3 separate regions of the Mus musculus genome follow, and all the other regions are linked to region 1. A link is a loop called in an ENCODE intact Hi-C map of the cell type or tissue named here. Cell type or tissue: left cerebral cortex. All regions are shown on one strand.

Region 1 (8,000 bases):
AATTTTTAAGAGTGTGTGTATGTGTGTGTCTGTGTGTGTATATGTGTGTCTGTCTGTGTGTCTATGTATGTGTCTGTGTGTGTGTCTCTGTGTGTATTTGTGTATCTGTGTATGTCTGTATGTCTGTATGTGTGTATGTGTGTCTCTGTGTCTATGTATGTGTCTATGTGTGTGTCTCTGTGTGTATTTGTGTATCTGTGGATGTCTGTATGTGTGTATGTGTCTGTGTGTGTCTGTGTGTGTCTGTGTGTGTGTATCTGTGTAGACCATAACAGGGCACTGAATCCCCTGGGCCTGGAATGACAGGTGGTTTACTGTCTCCATACCTGGGACTGGAAACCAAGCTGGGATCCCCTGGAAAAGCTGCAAGTGCTCTTACTCACTGAGCCACCTCCCCAGCCCTCTTTGCAATCTCTTTCTTTGCTCTCGCCTTGGACTCCACGTTCACTCCTTCAGCCAGCTTGTTTTGGGTCAGCTCTGCATGTCTGGTGTATTGCAACATGCAAAGGATGCCGAGAGGCAATAATTCAGCTCTCTGGGTGGGGGTTGGCTCTACCTGGGGCACGTGTTTCCAGGGTTGTGGGACTGCCTTTGGCGTGAGTAGAATGGCCATGCTGGGTCTATTTCAGTATCTGTGGCTTGTTAGCACTCCCAGATGTGCAAAGTCAGGGAAGGGGATAGGAGACATCAGACCCTTGTGTTATTCAAAAGGTGATGAGTTTCAGAGCCTGAGGGAGTTCAGGGCGTGCCCAGATGTGCTGAGATTATACCAATGCATAACTTGAGTACTCTGATTTTTTTTTAACTAGATAGACTTTGACTCAGGGGTGGGGATGTTCAGATGGACACAGTGCCTTTGCTTCTCACAAGAGAGCTATCCCGCTTACCATGGATGAAGCACCCCCCCCCCCCACACACACACATCAATTTTCTGTTCTTCAGCTAAGAATTTGGGTTCCCAAAAAGTGCCTAACCAGGAACAGAGCCCTGTCTCACCCTTGGCTTCCCCTGTGCCTTTCTGGTATTTCTAGACCGATGGACTCCTGGAATAAGACTCTCTGTGTGTGGGCGTGGGGCTGGGAAGGACATCTTATGTCAGTGATGGAGGGAGGGGGTTTTAGTTTGTCCCCAAGGCAGTGCTCCCGCTTTGTGACCCAGCCCCTCACGTCCAGGCAGGGAACACTTTGTCTCTGCACCCTCCCGCCCAGTCCTCTGAGCTACAGGGGCTTCTGGCTTTGGTTCCTAACGTTCTGTTTTCTCTCCTCAGTAAGCTGCTTCCAGGAATTCTCACCTTCCCCAAGCCACCAGGGGAAGCCCCTCCTTGCCTCATTTGACTCCATTACAGGGCTCCTTCCTCTCAGCAACTCCAAACAGAGAAGTAACGCTGAGCAGGAGAACTTATTTTTTCTCTCTCCTCCCTGGAAGCCAGCCTTGATCCAAATGTTCCTATGGTAACATTAATTCTCCCAAGTCGCACCTACTGTATAATAAGCTGTATATATAGCAGGCCCACTGGGATCCAAATACCCCATATGTGCTAGCGAATGAGTTAATGCTGCCGTGAGAGTTAGCAACGTCCCGGTTCCTGATTTGCGTACTTTTAGCTACAACCTGTGTTTGTGGGGTGCTCTGGATGCAAGCTTGGGTGGGGGGAAGAGTGGAGGTGGGCCTGGTGTGCTGACAGGGGCTTGCATTCAGTGCAGAGCACAGGCTGTCTCTGGAGAAGTTTTGAAGTTCCAGATGGAAGCACACTGGCCTCCTCTCTCGTCCCATCAGAGCTGTTTCTAGACTTCTGTCCTGGCTGTCTTAGCCTCCTCTATAATCTATGTGACAGGAAAGCTTGACAGTAGGGGCCTCCGAGTGAGAGAACTAGGATTGCAGACAGATGGGGGATGGCCAGGCCTGAGGTCTGATGCCTATGGGATCCCGTGGGGAGGAAGATGTCCTCTGTCCTCACGGGCTGATGGGAAATGGAGATGGTTGGGCCCGCAGGAAAGTCTGGGCCTTTTATGGGTCATTTGGTTATTGCGCACACTTGGTAGGATGTATATTATTAGTGCGGAAGGAGTCGTGTAGATAAGAGGGTGGGCAGTGATGGTTTAGGGCTGGTGTTCACAGCACAGGCCAGGTGTGCTGGTGGAGTTTGTTACCTTGACACAGGCTAGAGTCATCTGGGAAGGGGATTTCAATGGAGAAAATGCCTCCATTGAATTGTTCTGGGGATGAGTTTGTTGAGAGGGCCCAGCTCACTGGAGGCGGTGGCACCCATGGCAGGTGGTTCTAGCTTGTATAAGGAAGCAGGATGAGCAAGCCACGGGGTGGGGGGTGAGGGGCAAGCCAGGACGAAGTACATCTCCATGGTCTCTGATTCAGTTCTCGTCTTAAGTTCCCTAAGCTGAAATAAATCCTTTCTTCCCCAAGTTGCTCTTGGTGTCTGTGTTTATCACAGCAATAGAAAGTATGTTTACATACCAGTGTGGCTTTCTGTGCGGCTTGTGCTGGGTCTTAGCATGTTCTGAGCTTGGCCTCTACTGTACAGATGAGGAAATGGAGCCACTCTTTCAGGGGTTGGACTCTCTCAAACCTGCATTCTCAGTAATACCTGCACTGCCTTGCTCTCTCAGGTGTGGCTGGGTGCTGGGCAGACTTAAGAGGGATCCGCTGGCTTGGATAGACCCCTTTAAGCCCCTATGTACTTCTGTGCCCAGGGCCCTGGGACTTGCGGTTTGGCTTCAATACAAAAATGTCAGAAGGGCATGTGCTGATCTACATTATGGGGACCTCGGAGCACATATTGTATCCCCTCAGCTGTGGACTGTCCATGCGCACGCACGGCACACACGCACACACACACACACACACACACACACACACACACACACACACACTCACATGCGCATAAGAAGCCTGTTGTTGGTAAGTGGAGAAGATGATTGGAGATAGTGGGGGAGAGGGAAACATCGGGGGTCCTGGCTCCAAGGTCTGAGCACTGGGGAGAGAGAACGCAAGGAAGAGAGAATCTTATGTTTCCGGCTCACTATGGGTGACATTGTTCCTCAGAGGCTGACCACAAGCACGCCCCTATGTGTGCTCCCACATGCTTATGCCCTTTGCATGACCACATGTGCATGGGGGACCTGGACTCAGCCCATGCTGCAGGTCAGCAGCCCCTCAAGGTTCCAAAGGTCCCCCATCTGTTCTGTAATGCTGATGTTTTGGCTGATGGCCCAGGCTTCCAGCCTCCTGCTGGACCTGGGGCTAGGACGCTGAACATCAACAACCACCAGAGGGCGCTGCGCTTCAGCCCACTGCCTGCTCTAGGCTGGGGAAAGGACTTTTAAAACTCCCAAGAATTACCTTAAAACCAGAGGGCGAAGAGCCCAACTTGTTTCTAGCCATTGCTTGATTCCTGTGGTTAATGAAAGGCCCTTTCCACTCTGCCCACAGCCCACGGACACCCCGAAGGGGCATAAAACTCGATAGATACTCACGGATATAAAATCCCCTCTAAAAAATCTTGGGTCTAAGCCTTTTTTTATGGCTCCGTATGGGAGTGTTCTTGGAAGGCTATTTTGGGAAATGAAATGGTCCATTTGTCCCCTTGTAAAGTTGAGCTGAGCCCTGGGAGCCCCTGCTCTCCTCCCGCACCCCTGTCCTCACCTTCTGCAGAGAGCTAGGACTAGCAGTATGGAAGCAGAGAGGTGTCAGGAACCCAGGGGTAGATGGGCAGTGGCAGAGGTACAGCAAGGTGATCGGGCGCTCTGAAGTCTGAGCTGGACACTGTGTCTGATGTCACACCCATTTAGGGACTAGCCCAGTAGGTACAACCACAGTGGGAAGATGCCAGGAAGTGCCCAATCTGGTGTGGGTGCTTGGTGTTTCAGCAGGTCACTCCTATACATATTGGCACCGGGGGCAGGCTCACAGGGACAGAGTGTGGTTCACTTGGGGGTCTAGTGGCCAGGCACAAGGTGGGAAATGGAGATCACTCACAGACTGAAGTTGTGGGGCTCATTGTTATTTCAGCCTCCTTACACCAACTGTAGGAGACATATAGAAGACAGCTGGTGGAGCTGAACACAAGAAAAGGCAAATCAGTCGCGTATTTTTATTTTCTTGCAGAGCTAGGGATGGAACCCAGGGCTCTGGATATGTTAGACAGGTGATCTACCACTGAGCCATGGCCCCAGGCCCTCACTGGGGGATTCTAGGCAGATGCTCTACCACTGAGCCATACCCCTAACCCCTTACTGGGGAATTCTAGGCAGGGGCTCTACCACTGAGCCACACTCCCAGCCCCTCACCTGGGATTCTAGGCAGGGGCTCTACCACTGAACTACACACACTCAGCTCTTGAATGTTGGGGTTCAAAAGTACATTCATCTGCTAGTGTTACTGTAACTAAGTGCCACAGGCTGGGCAGCTTACATGACAGAAATGTACTTCCTCACTCCTCTGAGGCTGTGTGTCTAAGATTGAAGAGTTGACAGGGCTGCTTTTTTCTGAGACATCCCTCTGTAGCCACTGAGGGTTGACTTCTCTCTGTATCTTCACATCCTCTTCACCCCGTATGCTCACGTCCTGCTGTCTCCTCGTAAAGACACCAGGTCAATTGGGCTAGAGCCTACCCGAATGACCTCATTTTAACTCAACTACTTAAAAAAAAAAGGACCTTGTTTACAAATACAGTCACACTGGGTGATACTGGAGGCTAAGATCTCAACATACATTTTGGAGTGCATATGATAAAATTCAAAACCGAACAGAGGCAACTGCAGAAGACTTCCGAGACCAAGACACCTCCAAATAAGAGAAGATCTTTGCATTCTACATCTATCTCCCTGAAATTAGACCTCCCCTAGCAGGCAGATGAGGGAGGGAGAGTCCTGGGCAACTGCAGAGAGCTTAAGCACCCTTAGGGATCTGTTTGTTTCCTGCCTTTTTGAGATAAAGTCTCACTATGTTGACCAGGCTGGCCTTGGCACACAGAGGGCCTCTGTGCTGGCATTAAAGGTGTACACCACTGCATCTAACCTCTGCTGGTTTTCCATCTTCTGCCTTTCTCCCTCCTCACTTCCATTCCTCCTTTTCTTTCTGAGTAGATACCAGCCAAGCCCCTGGCTGAATAGAATATGTTGAGGACTTTATTGAGTCAGATCTGGTTTCTGGACCCTTAGTCCTATGCAGATTCCACCCTCTGAGGATTAAGTTGTGGTTTAGATCTGAAACACAGCCCACACCTCTCCAAGTTCTTGTGAAGAGTGCTGGGTCCCCAGCTGGTGGCACTACTTTGGAAGGCCCTGGAAACCTTAGGAGGTGGAGCCTAGCTGGAGGAAGGATGTCACAGGAAGTGTGTTTTCTGTTCTCAGGTTTTCCTCCTCTCTCTGCTTCGTGTCTGTTAAGGTGAGCAGCTGCCACCACACATGCTCTTGTTCCTCTGATATTTGTCTTACCAGATGGCCTACAATCAATGGAAACAAGGGCTTTGGGTTGAACCTTTTGAAACCACAAGGCCACACAAATCCTTCTTCCCTGTAAGCTGATTTTGTTAGGCATTTGGTCATAGCAGTGATAACACTTTCAGATCTCTCCAGCCTGTGATGTCACCCTCCAGGATATTAGCTCACCAGGTAGGAGAGTGTGAGAGACAGAAGTAGCAATCTGCAATAACCCTTGGGGGAGTTGGACAACTCTACGTCTGTCTATTTGTGCTTTGTTTGCTCTGAGAGGATGGACAGGACACTATGAGACTTGTGAGCATGGAGGAGCACTAGAGTTTCCAGCTAGTGAGAACCCCACATCCCACCTGCTGCTCCAGGGGACCGTGGTCTCTTAACCAGTGGACGGAACAGGCTAAGTCTAGGTTTGAGTGAGAAGGTCCAGCAGTTTCCAGAAATGGGGGTTCAGCCATGCCTGAGCAAGGGGTAAAGTGAAGCAACTCTCTCCCCGCTCTTAACTTAATAGCATTTACTGATCCCACTACATGCCTTGCATGTATTATGTACTATGTATTAAAAATTTTATTTTTTTATTTTTTAATTGTGTGTGTGTGCCCATGCATGTGCGTGCATGCTCACATGTGCACACGAGTACAGTGTTTACAGAGATCAGAGTGGCCATCTGAACCCCTGGAGGTGGGGTTACAGGTGGCTGTGAGCCTCCTGATTGGAGTGCTGGGAACTGACCTTGGGTCCTCTTCGAGAGCAGCAGGTACACCTTGCCGAGCTGCCTGTGGCCTCATTCCTGCAGGATAGCAGTTAGTTCTCCCAGTTGCTCAGTGGAGAGTATAACGACGTTCCTGGCTCTAGATTTTGCTAATGTAGATGCCGACTCCTTTTGTAGCTTTTGTGCAACTATAAAACCAAGTCACCTTCGCAAATGAAGCACAAACAGAACAATGAAACCAATACAGTTTCGAGCAGCAACATTCATCCAGTAGCAAGGGAGGCATGAGATAGGATTTAGAACTGATGTATGCCCCAGGTTCTTTCCAGATAGGTGAAATTGCTCTTTTGTGGGTGCCGTGGGGGCAAGGCTGCCTGATACTTCTGCTGCATTTTGTTTTTTGGAACCATGTGTGGTAACAAGCTACCTTCTTCCATGACCCCCTGTTATGGGTTGGGTACAGAATGTCCCCCTAACCCACGAAAGATCCATGTGTCGAAGGTGTTCCTAGATGGGGAAGCCAATCACGGAGACCGGTTCTCTGACACCGCGGATGGAATTGGAACCTCATGGCATTATTGGGAAGTGGTAGAAGCTAAAGTTGGAGCCTGGTGGGAGGAGGGAGGCCACTGGGGGTGTACCTGTGAAAGATGGCTCTTCTCCCTTGACTCCCGTTTCCTGATTCTCAGGGGTCGAGAAGGTCTGCTCTGCCTCCCTGACAGCATCACGGTATTCTGCTTCACCTTAGGTCCAAACCAATGGATCTATGTGACCGCAGATAGAAAACCCCAAAGTTGTGAGCCAGAATACATTTAAAAACTATCAATTCCAGTTATCCTTCTAGGTAGATCCTGCATGCACCAAAGGTTCACGACACAGGTAGAAAGTCAGAGAAAAGCATTCCTGTGGCACATGTCCCGGGCAAGTGTCCAGTGTGTGTGCCCTCAGTCTCCACTGGAGTAACTCAGGGCTTAGATTTCCATGGACCAAGCTCTACAGCTCCCCCCTAGTTTTCCCTCAGCCCCCCCCCCCCCAACCACTTGCACAGTGACTCTCTCCGCTCTAGTCTTGGTCATTATGAGTGAGTCTGTCACTCCAGCGATGGAAACCACAAACTTGATAGAGATCATATGCCGGTCACACTCTCTAGAGATCTAGGAATTTAACAATTTATTTTTGCATAGGTGTGTGTGTGTGTATGTGTGTGTGTGTGTGTGTGTGTGTGTGTGTGTTAGTGTTAGCATATGCCATGTATGTGTGTGTCAGTGGAGGCCAGAAGAGTGTGTTGGATCCCTTGGAACTGGAGTTCCAAGTTGTCATGAGCTGCCCAATGTGGATGCTGGGAACCGAGCTTGGGTTCTCTGGAAGAGCAACAGCCACTCTCAACCACTGAGTCTTCTCTCTCCAACCTTTTGGTAAAAATGGATTTTTTTTTTTTATGATGTGAAAATACTCTTAAGTCACCCAAAGGATGCCTGAGTGTCTGGACAGCTTCCTTCTTCTACCTCTTTCTAGAGCCTTGGTGAGCTCTGACTGTTACCTTCAAGAGTAGACCGCCTCATCAATACCCTGGGCTCAGAGGCTCTGAACATGTGCACATAGCAGGTTTGGGGCCCCAGAGAAGGTTGAATGGGCCTGGAGAAGTGACTTGATGGAGTGCCTACTGCTTTTACAGAGGACCTGTGTTCACTTCTGAGCAGTCACACTGGGCAGCTCACAATTGCCTGTAACTCCAACTACGGTGGATCTGACGCCCTCTTCTGGCCTCTGTGGGCAACTGCACTTCTGTGCACATAGACAAACATACACATAACTAAAATAATAACAATTATTTT
Region 2 (8,000 bases), 1.5 Mb after region 1:
CGGAACAAAGAGTCTTCCAGAATACACTTTCCTCAGAGCAAGGAGTCAAAACTACACACAAAAGCCAAATGTCTAAATCCCCCGAATCTAAGCATGGATGGGGAGCGGGAGACGAGGGGGCACTGGGGTTGGTACCCCAGAGCCGCTGTGGGTGCCGATTCTGCAGACACTGTGGGGCCCACTGTGCAGCCTGTAACACAGGGTGCTGCTGGTGGGGCTGCGCTGATGCAGAAGGCCAATCTGCAAGCACCTTGTTCCTCAAATGAGTTTTATAGTCAGTCCTCTTATTCTGTTGCTTCCAGTCTTCCTGGCAGCCTTAAGTGTATTGTTACTCTCTTCAAAAAAAAGAAAAATACCATGTAAAATGTTACCAGCTTTCTATACACATAATAAAATCAATCTTTTGCTACAAGTCTGTTAAATGAAATAGCATGTCCCCAGGAAACACAAGAAGTGTCAGTGTCTGAAAAAAAATATATATATGTATATATATGAATAAAAGTAAAAAAAAGAAAAACCCAAAGGTCAGAATAAAATACAAAGCAGCTCCTGTAAAACTAAGAATAGATATGAATACTTGCATGCATTCTATATAGCATGTGTCCTCAAAATGCCCCACCAGAATGCATGCTGGAGTTCCGATCTGTGGCGTCTTTTAGGCGTTTGCGAAGCCTTCCTGATTCCCAAGATATAGACATTGCACCCATTGACAAGAAATAGACCTTTTGAATTGAGCTGATAAGTTGAAGTGAATATGGCCTTGGATTTCTACTAAAGAATAGGTTATTTATGAGGGATCTATCACCCCAAAGCCTGGTGGCTAAGAGCAAGCAACTAATAAACAGATATAGCCACTATTTTCCCTTTTATGTGGCAAAGGCTTTATCAACAGATCATATTTAAATAAATTGTGCAAACTAAATTCCCAGTTAAAGAACAAACATCTTCCCATGTCTAATGTGATGGACACGAGGCTGATTTGAAGCCACATGCCATCCAGGAAGAAGGGAGCCCCCTGGCATAGCCAGGACTGAAATCCATCAAAGTTCAGATTTGACTGTCTCCTTGAAAGCTGGACGTGGCGATTCGGCAATCTGCGATTTATTTAATTTTAATTAAATTTTGTTTCACATCCTGTTTTGCAAGTCAGCAAGATGGGTTTTGTTTGCCAAGAGGGGGAAATGACACAGAAGGAGAAACTCGCTGTCCAGGGCGGATCAGAGGTGTGAGGCTGGCGTTAGCGAGGCTGAAGCCTTTCTCGGGAACACAGGACTTTGTCTGCAGAGCCTGTCTGGCCCTCAGTATCGCAGCGCCGCTGTCTCCTCACTGAAGGGCCTATTTGTCTGCTTTAAGTGAGATCACTCAATTCTCAAAAGTCAGTGGAGGGCTGTGGAAGGGGGAGGGTTCGGATAGGCTACTCCAAATAAGTTCCATTAATCAAAAGACACAGTGTAATGTAACTAATATTTTACAATTAGGGAAGCCAAGATGCGACTAAAAGCCATCTATCTCTCTTATACCACATGATCATCGATTCATAATCGGAGACTGAGAGTTGCACAAAGATGCATTTACCCGGTGGGGGGAGCCGGGGGGAGGGCCGGCCTGAGCCGAGATAATGAACGTGGTGAGGGCTCACGGCGCTGAAGGCTGAGAAGAGATGACAGAGAGGCTCAATGCTGACGGATGACATGAAGACACTAGCAGATACCTGACAGCCCGCGGGAGCCTCTGCGCTCTTCCCCCCGCATTATGGTCCTCAATTATCCTGGTAAGGGACTAAGGGGGGCACGAGGAGGCCGGCTGAGCCCGTGGTCATCAGCTCTGGGCTGACTTACCACGCTGCCACTATGCGAGGGGAGCAATCCTGCGAACACCACTCTGAGGGGCTATAGCTTCCTTTACCAAGGCTTTCGGGCACATGGGGGGGGGGGACAACGGGGATGCCCAGTTCGCCATCTGTTTTGTAATAAAATTCCCAACTCTTCAAAGAGGCTCATTTTTTTCCTTTACTGCCACCTTCAGGGAAAAGGAAGAGTTGGTCCCCCCCCCAAAAAAAGAAAAGAAAAGAAAAAAGAAAGAAAGAAAGAAAAAGAAAAAGTGAAGAGTGGATTCCTGGGCATTGGGGGGTGGGGGGAGGCTGGTCTCTGTGAAATGAGTCCCTTAGGGACAGCTCAGACTCCTGAAGTGATCTTCTCAGAGCTCCCCCAGTGAATAACGTGGGGTGTGCCTGCCTTAGTCGGGATCTAATTGCAGGAGCTAAGAAACCGGAGTGTGCCGGGGAAGCAGGGGGGGGTGTGTGAGCTCAGAACCCCTCAGTGAGCAGAGGCTTGGGGGACAGTAATCACAGCAAAAAGCACAAACTTTCCCTGGCTTCTGCCTCAGCGCATGCGCGGCCACCTGCTGGGGGGGCCCCTGCGTTCCCACATAGGTTCAGATCCTGCCCCTTAGTTTCTTTGTAAAGACGCAGTTGGCCTCCTCGTGGAGAGAGTCCTCAGAACAAAGGAGAGTGGTGCTCCAGGAGCCGCAGAAACTTGGCATCTTAGAAAGAATGTTGAGGTGGCAGGGCAGGTGGCACGGTAGACGGGGATCCAGGCCTCAGGGAAGGCCAAGAGCCACAGTGGCGGCCCCACCGGGCACAGCGTCCAGCAACTTTTGCTGCCCTGGCGCAGGGCGCTATTTCTTTAAAATACAATACCACAGTGATGTATTTATGTAATAAAAATAAATCCATATTGAAGCTGGAGATCTGAGGAGCCATTTCTACAGCGTTTGTGGGACCGGGGGGCGGGGTGGTTGGTTTGGTTTGGTTTGGTTTTCAATCATTACGTGGCTAACAAATGTATCACTTCCCTGCCTGTCTCTTCCCTCTTTCCTGTCTATTTCAGAGTGCTCCCCATGCCCAGTCTGAAAAGAGACAGGCTGCAGAAAATGCCAGAATTCTGTGTGTATGAGCCTATACAATCTCACTCGGGACATACACTAATGAGAGAGCTCCCTTTGAAAGAGTCCCAGGTGCCCCTGCCTCCTTGCTCTGCAGAAACACCCAGCAGCACAGAAGAGGCTAAGAGAGGGCGTGGGACGCCACTTCTTGTTCCTTCTGAATCACCTTGCTCTGTCACTCCATCCCTAGGGGACGGTGGCTGGCTCAGAGCAGAGGATCCAGGGACACACGGAGTGGTTTGCTCAATTCTTTGTAGCACCTTAATGAAGCTCCCCCACCCCAAATTTACCTAAAAGTGGGAAGGACAAGCCGACTCTGATACCCCAAGAGAGGTGCTGAGTCTGAGGTAAATCAATTCTTCTGGTTTCGGCATAGCTGTAATTGAGACACCCATTCAAAGACCATGTAACTCACTGAATCCTGCCAGAATCGCAGCCAGAATGGCTATAACAGGTTAGGTTTGACTGTCCCAGACACAAACAGGGCACCATTCCGTCTGCCCTTGGGGTGTGGTAAGGCCAGCTGTGCTAGTGAGCCCAAGGTCAGGCCCTAGCTGCTGCAGGTGCTTACCCACCATCACATCGCCGTGAGTGACATCACTGTAGGTAAAACAACAGGACCAAGTGGAAGGTGGCCGGCAAGGCCAGCCTTCCAACAGGAAACTCCAGGCCCAGAGTTGAGTGTGGGGCTGTCAGCACTCACCATCACCATGTTGCCTCTAGATGAAAAGGAAAGGAGAACCCGCAATGTTCAGAGAACTTGACTGTATTTGCCAGAACCTCTCAGTCAGGAAGCCACCGAAAACCCAGCCCATTGTCTCTGGAAGCAGTTTGTGCTTCGAGACGTTGGGGTCGGCATGGATCTGAGTGGCATTGCTTCCCACTCACAGTTCTCTCATTGTGACTTGACCAGACTGAAGACGGGGGGGGGGGGGGATTGGACAAGGGGACGGACACCCAGTGCTCCAAGGGGATGTGACAAGAGGGGTAGCCACAGGCTGAGGGACTTATGCAGTTGGCTTGCCTCGGCCACCTTGCTTGAGGAGAACTGTGGCTTCAGTGTGTCTTACAGGGCCTCCTCCTATTTAGGGTATAAAGGGATTGGGATGTGATTGGGTAGAAGACAGCTGAGAGAATCGTTTATTCTTCCTGATTCTGAGAAGCCAGCTCTGCAGTGATTTTTTTTTGGGGGGGGGGCTCCCAAGCCACAGGCTCCGTTAGTTGTTGCACCACAAACTCTTGTGACCGAATAGATTCGGTTCCATCCTTTCTAGAAGGGGGTGAGTTTTGAGAGATCCCTTGAGCTTGAAAATATGTACAGACAGGTAGGAACCATCAGGAGGGGACAGTAACAGATGACAGGCAGATGTCCCCCAACCTCAGACGACACAGCTGGTAAAGAATTAAACCAGAGAGATTTTGAGATGGCACACAAAACTTCCCCGCAGTAATTTTACTGGCTTTAATATGACAGCACCCTGCAAACTCCATACAAATCATCTGAGAGAATATTAAACCTGGGCAATGTTTTAAATCCCTCTTTAGAATGATGCTCATCTAGAGCTTGTATCCAAATTGCATACAATTTGACCCAGTAATTCGCCACATTTTCATATCACTTGATAATAGGTTGAAACTATTGTTCAAATGCAAAAATTTTGTTATCTACCTTGCCGGCCTAGGCCAGGCAGAAAATTCAGAGACCTAGGGAGCACGCGGTTATTTGTAGCCATAAAGGTGGTCTCTAGTGCCACCTAGAGGACAAGTGGCTGCATGGCATGTGAGTCACTCGGAGGAAAATTAAATACAGCTGAATAATTGAATGAGGGCAAGTTGAATCAGGGGTCACCATCTGTTTGACTAGAATTGTTGGCACATTTCAGCTAAGCCTCGCGCGCCTCGTAAACATGCTTACAGTTATCATAGCTCGCATTGCCCTAAAATAAAAGAGAATTGGTCCTAAAATAAGCTTGAACTAATTATACATATACCATCTTGTCGTCATGGAGACCAGAGTGAAGGTCACCATATTCTTACGGCTTTCGTGAGGGTGTTGGTGCCAAAAACAGACAGGTGATTCTTTCTATCCTGTGGGGAGATGGCGTCTCGGGGATGGATGGCAGAGGAATAGAGAACAAGCTATCACCCATTTCCCCCAACCCATTCTCTCTGATCCCAAAGGAAGGCAGGGTAGGGGTTCTCAGAACTGACACCATACCTGAAGCACATGGGAAGCCTCGGCAAGGGGGACATTGAAGTGCCCCTGCCAATGTTACTTAAACTTCTTCCAAGTTGGACCAGCGGCCCTTGGGGATAACAAGGGAGAAGACATCTTGTCAAAGAAATGGGTGTAGTGTCTGAGTTGGATGCCCCTGCCAGCTTTGTCCAGGAGCTGGTCACTTACCAAGAATCAACATGCTGTGCCCATGTAGGCCGTGTGTGCTGCTGTATTTTCCCAGCAGACATGAAAAACACAAATTCACATGTTGGGGGCGGGGCAGAGAACTCATGTCTTGCCTCATCAATTTTTCTGGTGGATTCCCTCCCCAAAGGGGAAACCTCTTGTTGACCTACATCTCTCTGCACACAGTGGCCTCATTGTCAACATATCTGGAGACAGGGTGTGGATAAATCCCAAACCTTAGTGTGTGTGATTGTGGCTTAAGACCTGTAGTTAGGATTTAGAGCTCCGGCTCGTGTTAGTAACAAGGGCAATGGGGTTTAGAGACGGGAAGATGGGACTCTTGAACATGGGTCCTCCAGCCTCTCCCTCCTTGTTCTCTTAGGATCCTATGAGAACCTCTTTCCCCTTCTCTTCCAGCCTGTGTGGCTAAGAGCATCCCTCTCCCTCTTGCACTGCCGTGTATGCACAACGCGCTTTTGGACGCCACAGTGGAGTGACCCCAACTTCAGTAAAGCCTCCTTCGGGATGCAATTAATGCCTGTTGTCATCCACATTGGCTGGGCTGACACCATCTCAGATTCCAGAGGTGCCATCAAGGTGTGGGGGGGCGCTACCCAGAGACCAGAGGCTGCAAATGGATGCAGAGCGACGACTCCCTTGCCTTGGTAATTAAAAACCATCAAATGAGCTTGCATCTCGACGATCTCCTGCCTCTAGATGCAGTTGAAGACCAGCTCCCCGGAAACCAAATTATGACAATGAGGAAGGAGGAAAGTCGAATAAGCAACCCAACACTATCTCTCTTGGGCAGAATGCCATGCTAAGGGCTGGGAGAAACTCCCTTTAGTCTCCACCGACCTTCTCCAGGCTGCCCTCCCAACAAAAGGGGAAAAGACACACCAAGGAAGGAATTTCCCATTGCTTGGGTGTGGAATACACTATCTGTACGTTGTTGTCCTACACATGGGCTCTACCCCTCCCAACAGAGCCCTCTCAGAGGCCTGACACAGAGACCTGGCAAATAAAGACAGTTTTGGAGCATGACATGGCGGTGATCCGCACCTATCACCTCATACTTGGGAGGCAGAGGCAGAGGCAGAGGCAGAGAGGCAGAGGCAGAGGCAGAGAGGCAGAGGCAGAGGCAGAGGCAGAGGCAGAGGCAGAGGCAGAGGCAGAGGCAGAGGCAGAGGCAGAGGCAGAGGCAGAGGCAGAGGCAGAGGCAGAGGCAGAGGCAGAGGCAGAGGCAGAGGCAGAGGCAGAGGCAGATGAGACCTTCCTTCTAGAGAGCCTGGGCTACTGAGTGAGACTGTGTCCATAAACAAACAGTCTTCCCCCAGGAAACTAGGTAGTGACTGCTTCATACATGCAGGCTATAAACCAGCTCATTCTGGGCTGAGTGAGGCTTCCCTGGTGACTTAGAACATTGGAGTGAAGGTGGTGAACGTGGGGTCCATGAGGGCACCCTGCCAACTGTTCTGAAGCGATTAGAGAAGGGTACGCTGAGGACCAGTGGACTGTGGACTGTACCGTCCCTCTCTGAGAGCATTATCTTCACTCAACCTGATGCTTCTCTCGGGCCACACCACCTGCTACAGCCCTGTCTTGCCTCTTGCATTCTTCCCTCAAGCCTAGGCCAGCAAAAGGTTATGGAGCGCATGCAGGGCTGACGTCCTGGCCCAGTGGTGAGATACACACGGGCCTAGTTCCTAACATGGGTCAGGTTGGGCACCCAGAGTCCTAAGCCTGCAAGGCCAGCGGCCGCCTGGCACCAGGCTATCGCCCTGCCTCACAAAGGAGCAGACCAAGGCTTGTGAGTTCTCTAAATTTCCCAGAGAAGCAGAAGCACAGATTTTGATGTGAACTCCCCCGAGTACTAAATGTTAAGTACCAATTCCAGGCTTTCAGAGGCCCCGTGGGGGCCAAGGCAGACAGGTCTGCAGACGGCTGGGAGCCAGCTGCACCTGCCTCTGACCTCCTTACCTGAATCCCGGCCCAGTCTGGTCCTTCCGCAATGCCTATACCCAGACCTCAGCCTCCAAGGAGGTCCTGAAGGGACAGCCTCCGAGCCCCAAACTGTCCCCAAGGTCACAAGTGACCTTGCCCACTGTGTTCTTCGCCTGCTGTTGAAGCCTCGTACTCCAGGCTCCCCTGAGTCTCCTCACTAGCATGCCTCACTTCTCTGACTATATCTCTATCCCCCTCCCTTCACTACCCAGGCCTGGCCTCAGTAATCCGGCTACATGCCCTGAAATTGCTCTCTGTTCAGAGATTACTATGAAGCGACAGTTAAAGGAGCAAGGTTACTGATAATCCCCACAAAGATGGATTAACTTTTGGGGGAAAAAATCATGCTGGCACCCAGCTAAAGGGACCTTTACTGAATGGGCCTGCATGCTGGTGACAATGGGATTTAAGGCTCTGGTGGCCTCACCACCCCTCTCTTGTACCCGGAAGCATATGGCTCTAAGAGGAAGATGTCTGTCGGGGAGGGTTGGAGGCAATCTGCATCTGTTTCCAGGGGTGGCTCACATCTCAAATGTGTGTCCTCTATGCTCCCAAATGAAGGCCCAATTCCCCAATTGCCAGGAAGCAGAGGGACGCATAACACAAGCTCACTGGTCCACATGTGAGATACCAGAGGAGGGCCAGAAGT
Region 3 (8,000 bases), 1.5 Mb after region 1:
TTTTAAAGAAGTCAGTGACTGGACCTGAGTTCCATAACAGGTGTTTTCTAAATGATCTTTTTTTTTTTTTTTTTTTTTTTTTTTTTTTTTTTTTAATGTAGTAGTGACAGAAGCCAGGTCCTCTGCATGCTAGCAAGCACTGTAGGGCTAAACACTGCTCTCAGCCCCTCACTGGGGGAATTCTAGGCAGGGGCTCTACCACTGAGCCACACCCCCAGCCTCTCACTGGGGGATTCTAGGCAGGGGCTCTACCACTGAGCCACACCCCCAGCCTCTCACTGGGGGATTCTAGGCAGGCTCTACTACTGAGCCACACCCCCAGTCCCTCACTGGGGGATTCTAGGCAGGGGCTCTACCACTGAGCCACACCCCCAGCCCCTCACTGGGAGATTCTAGGCAGGGGCTCTACCACTGAGCCACACCCCCAGCCTCTCACTGGGGGATTCTAGGCAGGGGCTCTACCACTGAGCCACACCCCCAGCCTCTCACTGGGGGATTCTAGGCAGGCTCTACCACTGAGCCACACCCCCAGTCCCTCACTGGGGGATTCTAGGCAGGGGCTCTACCACTGAGCCACACCCCCAGCCCCTCACTGGGAGATTCTAGGCAGGGGCTCTACCACTGAGCCACACCCCCAGCCTCTCACTGGGGGATTCTAGGCAGGGGCTCTACCACTGAGCCACACCCCCAGTCCCTCACTGGAGGATTCTAGGCAGGGGCTCTACCACTGAGCCACGCCCCCAGCATCTCACTGGGGGATTCTAAGCAAGTGTTATGCCTCTAAGTCATACTCCACTCCAGTTCTTTAAAGGACTTATGTACTGCTTCTACCTGAGTGAATTTATATGCATCCCATCAGTGCAGGAACATGCTCAGGGATCTCTTGGATCCCCTGGAACTGGAGTTACAGATGGCGGTGAGCGGTAGAGAACCTGGGTTCTGTGCATGAGTAGTGAGTGCGAGTGCTCCCATCTGCTGCACTGAGCCATCTCTCCAGCCCCAGTGCTAATCTTATGTTAAGACAGGATCCCCACTCACCTGGAATCCTCTTACCCTCATACCCCTGAACTCACAATCTTCCTGCCTCCTGCGTAGCTAGGATTCCAGACCTGTGTCACCAGACACACACAGTTCAGCATCCCTCACCCCCCGAAGTCTGACCTCAAGGTCTGCCATCTTTCCAGTCCTCAGATTACATCGCCTGGATCAAGAATTCAAGACAGACCAAACGGCTCGGAAATGCCAGGAAACAGGGAAGTCAGCCTCAGGCACATGCTACCTTTGTCCCAGAAAAATGAGGCAAAAGGCAACAGAGAGAAACTTGAACTAGAAAGAGCACCCTCCAGAGTGCCAGCTCTGCCTGCCTTCATGCCCGTCGTCTCCTGAGGCTTTCCCACACAGCTTCAGAATCCCACTTGGGGCCTGTGGGATGGGTGGGTGCATCTTAGTACTTGGGTTGGCCAGCCCAAGAGCAAATCTGTTTGACAGCATACACGGCAGAGCCACGTCACTGCTGCCACACCTGACCCACATCCTGTGGAAGTGTCTAATGGCACCAAAGTCAAAATGGCTTAAGCACATCCTTAGAGGTGGACGAAAGTACTCCAAGGCCAGTGTGCTCTGTCCTATTGATGGTATAAGACTTAAAGCTACAAAAGATAAGGCTGGATAGGGAAGTGGCCCTGTGAGGCTTTCTGTGTGCCTCTGGGGGAACCCTGCACACAAACAGCTCATACCACCTTGTGGCACCTTGGTGTCTCAGAAGAGGGCTTTCCTGAGATCTGAGCAACATAGCAGAGAAGATGCACCACAGAGCCTATCCATAATCTGCCCAAAATGTTGAGTGTCTTAGGGATAGCTGGGGGAGCATCTCTGAGTGGGAGCCTTGTCTTGTCTTCCTGGGTCTCCTTCCTAAATAAATACCAAAGGCCTCTCTCCTGAGGACCGCTGAAGCTCAGCTGACTCCACCCTTGGCCACAAAGGCAGGCACGGAGTCAGTGAGGGGATGCGTTAGTGGAGCCTGATTTCTTATATAGCTGCTTGCCTAGGGATTGTACCACCCACAGTGTGCTGTGCCCTCCCACTTCAACCATCAATCCAAAAAAAAAAAAAGAAAAAAAAGTCCCACCAGCCAGTATGATGGAAAAATTCTTCAGCCGAAGTTCCTGCTTACCGGGTGACAAAGATAGTATCAAGTTGAATAAACTAACCAGCATACGTGGAGGGTGGAGGCCAGGCAGAATTGCACACAGACAGTATCTCCCACCTGCTCCTATAGCATCCGACCGGGGCTTGTGGGACAGCCACACCCAGATGCAGTACTAGCCTCACCCACCTACCTGTAAGTCTATAAGACACAAAGGGCATCCAGCTTTACCTTGTGCCCCTGCCCCCATCCAGTCTCCTGTCCCAGCCTCCCACCTCCAGGCTCTTCCCGATAAATAATCTAAAGCTCCTAATCTCCGAAACACAGTCTCCGCCCTCTTGGAGATGCTGCGTGACCCCTCGCATCATTTCTACCCCCAAAGTTAATTTGTGTGATGAATGGAACTTGCCTGGACCCATCAATCTGACTCTCTACAGGATTCAACGAGGCGCTATTGACAGCTGATGGAATCCAAGTGCAGGGATGGAGAGGGTCCGCGCATCTGTCCATCTGAATGTGGAATGTGTATTGATTAAAATATGATGCTCTACAGGATCCTACATAAATCTAAACTCTATTAGATTAACAGGGGTGTTCAATTAACATAAAATGACAGCGTAGGAGAAAGGGCTGCGTGTCGGTCATCGCTAATATTTTAGCCGTAAACACAGACAACCTGCAACTGGGATTCCGGTTTGCATGTGTGTGGGTCGTGGCCAGGCGGGCTGAGCACTCTAGAGCTGCCCTTAGCTTCTGGCTCTGGCTGGTTCCTTGGTTGTGTCCCCGTGATGTTAGGGGTGTATTCTAACCATTGTTAAAACTGGGCAAGAGTCCTTACAGTGAAGGGGTCACATGCATCCTCTATCAGTCACAGGCCAGGAGCCCCAGGTTCTGAGAGGAAAGCCTGAGTCAGCCGGAAGTGGCAAAGAGGACACTCAGCGTAAATTCTGGACCCCTGAGCGCAACATCTGAAGTGGAGGCCCTCCCATTCTGCACTGCCTCTATGAATCGTTCTCACACGTGCGCAACGCTTCTAGGGGTCTCTGGTTAAGGGTGTCGTCTAGGCAGGGGTATCCTGGATAATAGGGTCTAGGGAGGCTCCTAAAACTCCGGGCTACTGAGAAGGGGCGGGGCTGCAGAAGCCCTCCTTCCATCTTGGTCTCCTTGCTTCACATGGATCCTCCAGTCAGGGCTCCAAAATGCGCCTGCCCCTCCCTTCTCTGAGGTCACAGAGCTAACCCGGGGCAGGGATTTAACTACTGAGTTCATTTTATAGAGCAGAGGGCTTCTCCCCGGCCTTCAGCTTCTGCTCGCCCACATTCTCCTGGTGCTAAGATGGCGGCCTCAGTACCAGTGACGAGCTGTCTGGGGTCTTTCTTTCTTGTAGATACGACTCTGCTTCCTGAATGGAAATTAAAATGCCCTGTTCTGAAGAAAGAGTGCCAGGAATCCAATGGGCCAGATTGATACTTAAAACTCGCGAGCATCTATGCATGTGTTCACCAGTTACTATGACAACCCCATGAGTCTTCATATACATATTAACTGCTGGGTACCAACTTGGGACACAACTACCCCCACGGGCTGTGGCTTGCACCTTTTAAGTCACGATCTCAGGCATGTCCCCTGCAGACCCCAATAGTGGTGCTTATAGAAGAAAGGGGATTTGTGAGTTCTGACCTACGGGACTTTCTGTGTGGGAAGTGAACTTAGTTTGAATAAAACATTCTTGTAAGGTATTATAGTTAGAATATGATCTCTTGCCCACAGGCTCATGATTTGAATGCTCAAATGGTGGTGCTGTTTGGGGAGGTTCTGGGAACCTAGGAAAAGTGGGACCTGGGTTGAGGAAATACGCCCTTGAGGATATACAGACCCTGGTGGCTTCCCACCCGCCCTGGTTATGAAGTGAGCTATTTCCAACAACCTTTGCCAGCCATGTGGACTGGCTCTGGGAACCAGGAGCCGAAATAAACTCTCCCACAATAATGTCGTTTCCAGGAGACATTCTGTCATGACTATGAAGAAAATAGCCATTTACTGACCAGAAGCAACTAGAAGAAAGTGTATTTGTGCTCCAGGGTCCAGAGGGATGTGGGTCCATCCTGACAGGGGCAGCCACTGGTAGCTGAAGCTGCGAGCTCACATCTTCAATGGGAATGACTTTTAACAACTCAGAGCCTACTCCCGGTGACACACTTTCCCCAGCAGGATCACACCTCCTAAACCTCACCAAGCAGCAACTGGAGAGCAAGTGTTCAAATGCCCGAGACTCTGCGGGAGGCTCTCAGTCAAGCGACCATATTGAGGAATGCAAGAGATAGAATCTTGTGGCTGAAGGTTTGTGTGGCCCCACTGAGGGAGAGAAATTGCGGAAGCATCCTTTAAATCTCCCCCCACCCCGCCTCCCGCAATGAACTCCCTGGTAGACTATGGTCTGGCGCTTCTCAGTACTGGGACCCTTCCAGATTTACCCGATCTTTGCATAGAGCAGACACTCAACAAATGCACCTAGACGCAATTTAGTGCATGAGTCAAGTGACTTAATTCTTTGTCAGAGTAACCACGCCTTGATGGTGTGGTCGTTTTCACGAGACCCCTGTGATGGCTAGGCTGGACAGGCATGGTTTGCATAGGTCTTCTTCAAACAGCCCTTTCCCAGAGCGACCTCCTTCAGCGCTCTTCCTGCTCTTTCTGTGGACATCGAGTGCCCTCTTGTGGCCATATTCGGAATCGCAGTTCTATGCTGCTTGCCCTGAGAAAGGGAGGGATTCACCATGGCTGAAGACTTGTCTGGGTCTAAGGCCTACCTTTTCTGCAGCCTGCCCGATCTGCTTTTACCAGGGTTGGATTTCAAGGCTGGGTCCCCAGGGAAGTTGGCTACAGACCAGCAGCTGCCTGAAGGGAGCATCCGGGACGGGGCGCGGGGGGGGGGGGGGGGGCGGGAACAGAGGGAACGAAACAGTCTCCATGGGGCCCTTGGTACACATCTGTACAATACAGCCCGCCAGACGTCTGCTGGTGGCCCGGGCAAGAGAGGAATACATATGAGCAGTCCTGACTAGGTAAGGAAGGGAGAGATGCCCAAGCAGGCAAGCGCATCTCCTCACTGAGAGACAGGTTAAGCCCTGTCCCCAGGAAGAACTCGCTAGGCCTTGAGAAGGTTCTGGGTGGGAATTAGCAGACAGAAACCACCTTGGGATTTCTGCTATGGGTGGGAGGGCTCACATAAAGTCCACCCTGCCTGGGCTGGCCCAGAAGCCAGACCCTAGCGTGTCTAGTAATGGCATAAAGATTCCTGGAACCCTTGCTCAGAGTGGGCAGAGGTGTGCAAGCTGGGGAGGTGACATAAGAATCCTCTGCCCAGCTCCTTGCAGGAAAAGGCAAAGAGGGTCCCTGGCCACCAAGCTGCTTCTTCAGGGTGGCCAGGACGTTGGTATGGTCTGCAAAAACGGGACCTTCTTTCTAGGTTTTCTGAGCAACATAGCTAGTTATATGTGGAGCCAGACCCCACTGTGTATCTGCAACCCTGAAGCACCTCCTGCTCTTTGTCTCCCCCTATGCTATATCGGGGATCACTGCAGCTCTTTGAGAACAACTATAAGCCACATCTGAACCCCACTTGAAAGCGCTAGTAGCCCTGAGCCCAGGGTGGACCCCACAACCCCCACACATGGAAAAGTAGCTTTAGCTTGGCTGGGGCCAGTGATGAGTCACTTTTGTTGAAGGAGACTCTAGACTCAGACTGAATGAGGAACACAGAAGATAAAATACCACCCCCACACACCCTGAGAAGGGGCAAGGCCAGGAACCACCCAACCTAAGCTCTTAGAAGATCCTGTTCTAATGTCAGTGTGTTTTCTAGAGAGAAAAGTGACCAGCTTCATTACTGTGAACTAAGAAGATTAATTTTTTTAAAAAAAATAATGTCTCCAAAGGAAACCAGTAGCTTGGGATGGGGGGGGGGGCAGTTAACATCTCTAGAAAGCACCACAACCCTTTCATAGGTAAGCTCTGCAATATGGCTAGAAATGATGGGGCCAATTTCAAATCTGCCAATGCAGTTAACCAGCTGTGCAACTTTTGATAAGTGTCTTAACCTCTCTGAGCATGTGAAATGAGGCTAGTGATAAGTCATACCTTACAAGGCTTAGGTTTAAATTGCAATTGCAGCTCTGAGCACATTGAGCCTTGCTGAGCCACACTTGCTCAGCAGTTACTGTTATAGCAAATAGGTTAGCAAATTGCTTTTGTGTTGGTGTGTGTGTGTGTGGGGGAGAGCCCATATCCAACATGGTTTTAGACAGCCTTTGTCAGTTGCTTCAATCAACCCTGCTACGGGGCTTGGGCAGGGCTCTGTTGTCATATCCTCCTCCACTATGCCTGTTCCTGGTGAGGACAGCGTTCCCTGGGGGACACAACTAGAAACGCAAGAGTCAGGCCTTCCAATGTGCTATTGGGCAAGTGGTAGCTGCCAGTGGGTGTCCCTGTGAACTGCAGCATGGAGAAGCAACCAGTGCCGGGGAGCCTGGAATCCACCAGTAAATAGCTGTTGCTATGGCATTGGAAGATACTGACGAGGTTAGCATCTGGGAGAACAGGAGACACCATTGTGGCTCCGAGCCCGAGAGCTGTGTGGCACAGGGTGTGAACATTCAGCTCATCTCACGGAGGCTCAGCAGGCTCAAGTCCTGGGGCTCACATCTTCTGGCTTCTCAGGGAGATGAGCTGGTGTGTTCTGAAATATGTCCCAGGTTTTTAACTGGGAGCAAATCTCTCCCCTAAAAAAATTAAAAGATGTGTCCCTGCCTTGATTCCGAGACAGAGGTTGCTAGACCAGTGATGTCTCCAGCTTCCCTCTCACCTTACTTGTGGGACTATATGGACCCAAGGCTGTTGCTGGAACATTCTAGGTTCAGAAGGCCTAGAGCAGTGGTTCTCAACCTTCCTAATGCTGTGACCCTTTAACACAGTTCCTCATGTTGTGGTGACCCCTAGCCATAAAATTGTTCCGTTGCTTCTTGGTAACTGCAATTTTGCTGCTGTTATGAATTTTAATGTAAATATCTGTGTTTTCAGATAGTCTCTGGGAGATGGAGACCCACGGGTTGAGAACTGCTGCCCTGGAGTTTCCAGTGAGCAGGGGAAAAAAAAAAAAAAACCCAAAAAACATGGATTTCACTGCTGTGCAGATGCTGCCATCTACTGGTGGCACCATGTAAGTGCAGCTGGCTTTGACAGCATTCCCCAGGATAAAAAGCCATTGGGGGGTGAAGGTGGGAGGTGGGATGGGAGGGAATGGACATATGCAGCCCAGCGAGTCTGGGATATGAGCATAAACTCAGTCATAGAAGCCTGAGACACCAGAGAAGAAGCTAAGGTAGACGCTGAGGGCAGGGGAAGGGGTTCACACCTACAGCTAGGAGGGTCACCTGGGAGAAGAGTGAGCCGAGTGAGCAAATGCATATACGCACATCTAAAGCGTGTGTTCAGACAGGCACCATGTGTTCCTGGCCAACGATGTCTCCCGCCCCTCAGCTTCTTCACCTCAGACTAGTAGGTCGCAAAGTCCTTGTTGCTAATGGGGATCACGGGGTGCTTGTAGGGAGAACTTTGTGAGCAGGGGTGGCATAAAATCTTACTTGGTCCTTGGGCCCTGGTGTGAGGGACCGTTGCTCCAGATCGCTTTGAAACACTGGGCTCAGTGTCATCCCTTTCTGGGGACAAGCCACCTAGGCTGAATCAGTCAACGTTTGCAGGGACACTCCCAGAGACATCAGCAAGCCAGCAATGACCCTGCAGAACACCGCACCAGACAAGCTTCTCTTAGCCTCTTGGGCCATGTGTTTAAGCT

What was found. Peaks named below come from ENCODE experiments on the same cell type or tissue, not always from the same donor. Only the 100,000 strongest peaks of a DNase experiment are listed, where the experiment ranks them.
Region 2: a loop joins it to region 1, with 6 times the contacts of the local background. A loop is called at or near these places in 17 of 42 quality-filtered maps.
Region 3: a loop joins it to region 1, with 9 times the contacts of the local background. A loop is called at or near these places in 21 of 42 quality-filtered maps.

The regions. Positions count from the first base shown.
Region 1 is chr7:35,876,865-35,884,864 of GRCm38, forward strand. No RefSeq gene overlaps it. Among named protein-coding and RNA genes, the nearest start is that of Gm36234, 42 kb to the right of the region's middle. In left cerebral cortex, CTCF peaks have their summits at 3,285 (motif pointing right) and 7,918 (motif pointing left); DNase peaks (open chromatin) are centred at 1,482, 2,309, 3,279 and 3,869; H3K27ac peaks cover 956 bases.
Region 2 is chr7:37,341,516-37,349,515 of GRCm38, forward strand. It overlaps a transcript of Zfp536 not described here. Among named protein-coding and RNA genes, the nearest start is that of Gm30483, 18 kb to the left of the region's middle. In left cerebral cortex, CTCF peaks have their summits at 2,043 (motif pointing left), 2,245 and 4,711 (motif pointing left); DNase peaks (open chromatin) are centred at 1,299, 1,743, 2,552 and 4,719; H3K4me3 peaks cover 1,101 bases; H3K27ac peaks cover 1,028 bases.
Region 3 is chr7:37,353,002-37,361,001 of GRCm38, forward strand. It overlaps a transcript of Zfp536 not described here. Among named protein-coding and RNA genes, the nearest start is that of Gm30483, 29 kb to the left of the region's middle. In left cerebral cortex, CTCF peaks have their summits at 4,871 (motif pointing left), 5,712 and 7,360 (motif pointing left); DNase peaks (open chromatin) are centred at 3,708, 3,805, 4,864, 6,669 and 1 more place.